2 separate regions of the Mus musculus genome follow, and region 2 is linked to region 1. Evidence: chromatin loops called from intact Hi-C (ENCODE). Cell type or tissue: left cerebral cortex. All regions are shown on one strand. Links, peaks and the distances in the headings refer to the core of each region. The heading gives the core; the rest is flanking DNA. Region 1 overlaps Syne2 (spectrin repeat containing, nuclear envelope 2). Region 2 holds the start of Gm40447.

Evidence for each region. A loop is a pair of places that touch in the nucleus more often than their neighbours do. Peaks named below come from ENCODE experiments on the same cell type or tissue, not always from the same donor. Only the 100,000 strongest peaks of a DNase experiment are listed, where the experiment ranks them.
Region 2: a loop joins it to region 1, with 2.1 times the contacts of the local background. A loop is called at or near these places in 8 of 42 quality-filtered maps.

Annotation. Positions count from the first base shown.
Region 1 is chr12:75,891,974-75,894,877 of GRCm38, reverse strand. Syne2 (spectrin repeat containing, nuclear envelope 2) reads right to left here. Exons shown (of 116, transcript NM_001005510.2): 9 at 1,695-1,795. Among named protein-coding and RNA genes, the nearest start is that of Mir5101, 16 kb to the left of the region's middle. In left cerebral cortex, for the core only: CTCF peaks have their summits at 385 (motif pointing left) and 1,234 (motif pointing right); no DNase peak of the experiment used is centred there.
Region 2 is chr12:75,817,905-75,820,808 of GRCm38, reverse strand. It overlaps Gm40447, which reads left to right and starts at 1,181. Exons shown (of 7, transcript XM_011244246.1): 1 at 1,181-1,312; 2 at 1,458-2,900. The coding sequence starts at 1,181. The coding sequence ends at 2,726. Syne2 (spectrin repeat containing, nuclear envelope 2) reads right to left here and starts at 2,491. Exons shown (of 116, transcript NM_001005510.2): 1 at 2,331-2,491. In left cerebral cortex, for the core only: CTCF peaks have their summits at 1,431 and 2,583; DNase peaks (open chromatin) are centred at 1,511, 1,999, 2,285 and 2,507; H3K4me3 peaks cover 1,548 bases; H3K27ac peaks cover 516 bases.

The sequences.
Region 1 (2,904 bases), core at 130-2,629:
GCCTTCCTGTATGTGGAGCACACAATCCCATTCAGACAATCCCATACTGACCAAGCTGTGAGCAAAAGCGGACAAAATCTGCCAGCTGGAGGCATGGCCAAGTATGTTAAACTGGAGGAGGGCAGTGGCTGCATGATCGTGCAAATGCCTAAAAAACTGACTGAACTGAATACTTTAAAGAGCTTATTTCACTAAAACAAATACAAGTCAAAATAGATCAAAATTTTATTATCTCTAAATTGTTCAAAAGGACTGAAGAGGCGGCCGGTGGTCAATAGAACTGCAGGCTTTTCCGGAACACCTAGGTTTAGTTCCCAGCACCCACATGACTATGAACTGTGGTCTCTTACCTCCAGTTCTAGGCAATCCAACGCCCTCTTCTGGCCATCATGGGCACTGCATGAATGTGGTACACAGCCATGCAGACAAAATACCCATATAAAATAAATAAACAGGCATGCATGGTGGCACACACCTTTTATCACCGCACTCACGAGGCAGCCTGGTCTAGAAATGGAGTCCCAGAGCTACACAGAGAGACCCTGTCCCCCCAAATCAAAAATAAATAAATCTTAAAATTATTCAAAAGTCAGCTTAATTTATAACTCATCCCGTGCACTGCCCGCTATCGTTTGGCTCTTGATTGATAACATCACAGGCTTGAACACCAGGGAGGGCACCAGCAGCACACAATGGGAAGAAACTAAGAGCAAAGCTCTACGTCACAGAGCATATCCCCAAAAGGGGACCACCGAACTCTAGTCTTGTTCTCGTCTGTACTTCCCTTGCTGTGTCAAACTCTGTCCATTATGATGACCAAGGCCAGCTGGCTACAGCCCAACCTCTCAAACTGGGAGCTAAAATTAATGTTTCTCTTTTAAAGTTGTTATCCATGCTACTTGCCACCCTAACCCAGAACTAATACAATACCTATCTAGAAGCTGTTTAAATAACTCACTGGAGCTTGAAAAGCCATCACTTGAACATAAACAAACAAACAAACAAACAAACCCGACAAAACAAATTATAGTGAGAGAAATTAAAACATTACTTTCCTGGAATAAGCCTAGAAAAGAGGCATAATGGAACATGGTGGATATTGAAACTATGACTCCATGTATGTTTTACATACTTGAACGAATTGCACAAATTGTTTGTATTTTTTTTCCTTCGTTTAAGATTTTCCTATTTGCTACATATACAGTGTTTCCTGCATGTATGACAGCAGGCCAGAAGAGGGCACCAGATCTCATTATAGATACTTAGGAGCCACCATGTGGTTCCTGGGAACTGAACTAGGGACCTCTGGGAGAGCAGCCAGGGCTCTTTACCTCTAAGCTATCTCTACAGCCGCTGTTTGTTTTCTCAAGACAGGGTTTCCCTGTGTAGCCCTGGCTTTCCTGGAACTCGTTCTGTAGACCAAGCTCGCCTTGAACTCAGAGATCCACCTGAGTACTGGGATTAAAGGCATATACCACTATTGCCAGTCATGAATTACACATTTAAGTTGTGTGTGCAACTTAAATTTCAGGTTTCTTTCTTTCTTTCTTTCTTTCTTCCTTTCTTCCTTCCTTCCCTTCTTTCTTTCTTCCTTCCTTCCTTCCTTCCTTCCTTCCTTTCTTTCTTTCTTTTTAAATCTAACCAATTGTGTACAACCAAAAGAAACTGAGTGGGTAGCCAGGAAGACGACATACCTGTGTGGAATCCCCGGGGCCAGGCGCATCCTTCGAATACTTCAGGAACTGCGCCACGTAAGTCATGATGGACTTCTCATCAGGATTCACGACATCTACATCTGCAAGACACACCACAGCATCCATCAGCTATAGGAGGGGCTTCCCATAATTAGTTCTCAAGGGGACAATGGCCTAGGCCATTGGGTTCAGAGACTCTTGAATTAACCAAAGTCGTGGACCAGCCCTGCACTCTGCTGCTCATCCTCCTAGCTCCAGTGCTGTGCAGAAGTTCAGACTTAGATTTACTGTCAGCTGAAAGTAGCTGGGATGCTGGCATTGCGCCATCAGCATCGTCGTCAAAAACACAGCATTGCCCTGGGTGTTGGTTATGGGACGACACGACAATCCAAGGGGTCAAGAGAAGAAAATCAAAGCATTTCTCTTTGGGGAGACACAGTGCACTGGGCAACACTCAGCAAGTGTAACGGATTCCCTGGCACACTAGCCTAGGCATCTATACAGTAGACCGTCTCCAAAAGTATATTCATTGTATACAAGTCTTGTTCAGGACATTCAGAGTTTACTTACTCGTACACAGAATGAATAAACTTGACGTCTATGGGCCAGTATTTGTGTTGCATGTAAGAAAAATAACTACCTTAAAAACAAGGTAGTAAATACTGAGATTTAACCCTTCCCACTGGAAAGACTTCATTTTTGCTATTATTTGTGCTTCACGGAATTGCTCATGGGTGCTAAATCTTTATTTGTATTTATCTATATATTTTCAAACAGGGCCTCATTAGTTAGCCCAGACTGGTCTCAGCTGACTCTCCTGCCTCAGCTTCCTAAATCCTGGGATTACAGGTGTGCACCAACACTCACGAGCATCTGAATGAGGAAAGAGCTGAGCTACCAACATCTTCCATGATGGTGATAGCCATTGGGCCACCATACTGGTTGTATTTATACCGCAAAAGGACATACGTGAGCACGTGATTTGTTCTTTTACTGACTTCTAGAAAACCCACTGGGCAATTGTTAGTAAGAAATACTAAAATATGTCCTGCCTAGAGCTGTCATGTTACAATTAACATTAAAAACAAAACAAACAAACAAACAAAAAAACCTGCCGGGCGGTAGTGGCTCATACCTTTAATCCCAGCACTCGGGAGGCAGAGGCAGGCAGATTTCTGAGTTCGAGTCCAGCCTAGTCTACAAAGTGAGT
Region 2 (2,904 bases), core at 128-2,627, 74 kb after region 1:
AAGTCACGAGTTTAATCCTTAGTAGATAAGCAAATAAAGTACAAAGCGAGCTGTTAGTTTGATAATGTATTTTATTTTCCACCTACTTTCTCCAGTATATAAAGGAAGTGACCCCAGCTGCCTTGTCCACTCTAGAGTCCCCACACCTAGCACTCTATAGTCTCCCCAATGCCCTCACCTCTAGCACAATGCAACCTGCATACTCAATAAATACTTACGGATGAGCAAGATAACCACAGGCTATACGTACATTCACAATAAGCACCTCACGAATGACCACTTGTATTATTTGGGTCTCCCAGTGTCCAGCCCAGTGGTTGGCACATTGCAAGAGCCTATTGGCAGATATGAATGTTTGTGAAATTACTGGAAATCGCTACTTAGACACATGATGAGTCACAGCCAATAAATGATAAGTAGCTTTTCGTCCCTGGCAGTTGCTAGAATGGGACCTATTCTGCTTTGAATCCTCCAGTAAACTTTCACTGGTGCTACTGAGGGCACACAAGACTCAACCCCCTGTGACTCAGCCCTGTAAACACAGGCAGTATCCAGCAACACCATTAGCCCGAGTCCATTGAAACGCTAATAACATTTCTAAGTGGGTAAACTTACTCTTTTTTTTTAAAGAGAGAGACTCTTACTGTATCAGATAAGTTGATCCAAAGTGGTTTAATTTGGGATTTTTAAACATTCAAATAGAAGCTGTTAAATCATGAACTGGTGGCTGAAAGTTGTAATTCCAGCACCTGGGCTGGAATAAGGAGCTCAAAGCCAGGTTCAATTATGTAACAAATTCAAGGCTATCCTTGATTACCAGAGACCCTGTATCCAAACAAAACCAAATGGAAGAAGCTTTTTAACTCAACTAGGTAGGCAAAGACCAAAACCCTTCCAAGGTTTACTCATTTTTATCTTCGCCAGCGTCTTCACTAATAAAACTTTATGTGTATTACACCTGTTCCCACCACCCCGAGTGTGTGTGTGTGGGGGGGGGGGTGTTGCAGAGGAGGAGGCAGCTGACAGGCAGGACAGAGGCCACACAGTAGCCACCGCAGGGAAAGCCTTTGGAAGTCTTGAGAATTTTCCAGAAAGAAAACTGGAGCCCCAGTCATGCGTTGAAGCGTGTAAACACGTCAAAAATCCTAGGCCATAAAAACCGAATGCTCCTTCTCCCATGATGGCGTTTACTGGAACGGGAGCTGCGAGGAGGCCAGGTCTGCTTAACTGTGCCCCCACCCGAACATTCGAGCTCAGCCACAGAATTACCTCCAGCAAGAGCTTTGGGGGATGGAAACTTTTAGGGAAGCAGGTGGAGTTGCTTCAAATAAAACTTTTCAAACATTTGTTAAGTCCCACGGTTACTGAGAGCCTCCCCGGTTTGCCTCGAGCTACTACATGGTGCCTGTGCACAACCGCGCCTGCTGCCACTCCGTCCCGACGCTCCCTTCCACTAGGGGAGGGGAAAACAACTTTCGGAAATAAGGCGCGTCCACAAAGGCAAGTGTTACACTGGACTTCTCCACCTCCATCTCAGGCAGCGGCTCCTGTGGCCAGCAGCCCTGGATGCAATCCACGGGCCCCCTCCCACACTGGGCATCTTTTCAGACCTCAAGAGAGAGACCGTAAGGAGGACCAGGTGCTACCGTCAGACCCTAAAGGCAATTGTACAGACAACAAAGACCGCAAGCGATCAAAATGGAATTATAATCCCCGCGGTCCCAGCGCCCCCTCTCCGCCCGCCGAGACTCAGGGCCGCCGCGCCCGCCTCTTCTCTTCCAACGCAAGGGTCCCGCGTCCTGTCCACAGTGTGCGCCCCGGCTGCAGGTTCTCCGGTCCCCGGGGCTAGCCTCCCGCCGCCCGTGGTTTTGCAATCTCTGCGCCGCGGCTTCAGTGTTCTAACACCCGGTTCGAAATCTTTCCCGCCCAGGCGTGACGCGAGGAATGCAAACAATCAGCCGAGCGCGCCCGCCTGGACCGGGATAGGGGGACAGTGGGGAGTCCCGGGGCCGAGCTGGGTGCACCCGCGGGCCGGGCCCGGAGGTGACACAAAGAAGCCCGGGACACCAACGCCAATCGCTGGCGCTCGCCGCGATCCCCAGGGTGCCCCGCCCGCCGCTAAGTTTACAGCGCCCCGCGCGCCCCGCTGTCCCCTCCCGGGTGAAGTTTCCCACGGCCCAGCTGGGAGCCGGGCATCCAGAGACTCCCGTGGGCCCCCCGGGCTCCCCGCTGGGCTCTGGGGACTCCGCAGGGCTCGTGCCCGCCTCTTCCCCGCCCTCCCGCTCTCGCAGGGCGCTTTAGGGCGCGGAGCCCCCCGCGGCTGCGCTCACCGTTGTCTGCCCGGCCGGGAGGCGAGGGCCGGAGTTCGACCCGACCTACTCCGCGCCCCCCTCGCCTCGCTGCCTCGATGGCGCCCCTCGATCGCTCTCCCGCTCGCTCTTCCGTGCGGCCGAAGGCTTGCGGCGCAGCCGAGCGCGCTCCGCTCTGGACTGGAGGCTACAGACCACGCCCCGCGCCCTCCCGGCCCGCCCAGTCCCGCGCTCGCCGCCGCCCGGAGCAGCGCACTGGGGGCGGAGCCGCCTCCCTGCGGCCACCGCAACTTTCCCTCCGCCTTACAGACCCTTGCAGGTGGCGGGAGTGAGGAACTAACTCCGAACGCAGGTTCACGAGCCTCCGCCTCCGTGCCTACCCGCAGCTGGAGACAAAGGGGAGGCCGACTCTCCTAGAACACTTTTCAGGCGGGTTTCACTTCTTCACGGTGGGTGGATGCCTAGATCTACAAATCAGCGAGCCGACCGCGATCCGGTCCTTGAACCCAGGTGGAGCCTTAGAGAAACATGGACTTTTCATCGGCTTCTTAAGAGTGTCAGGAAGCCCAGACCTCGACCTCACCTACGGAGGTAA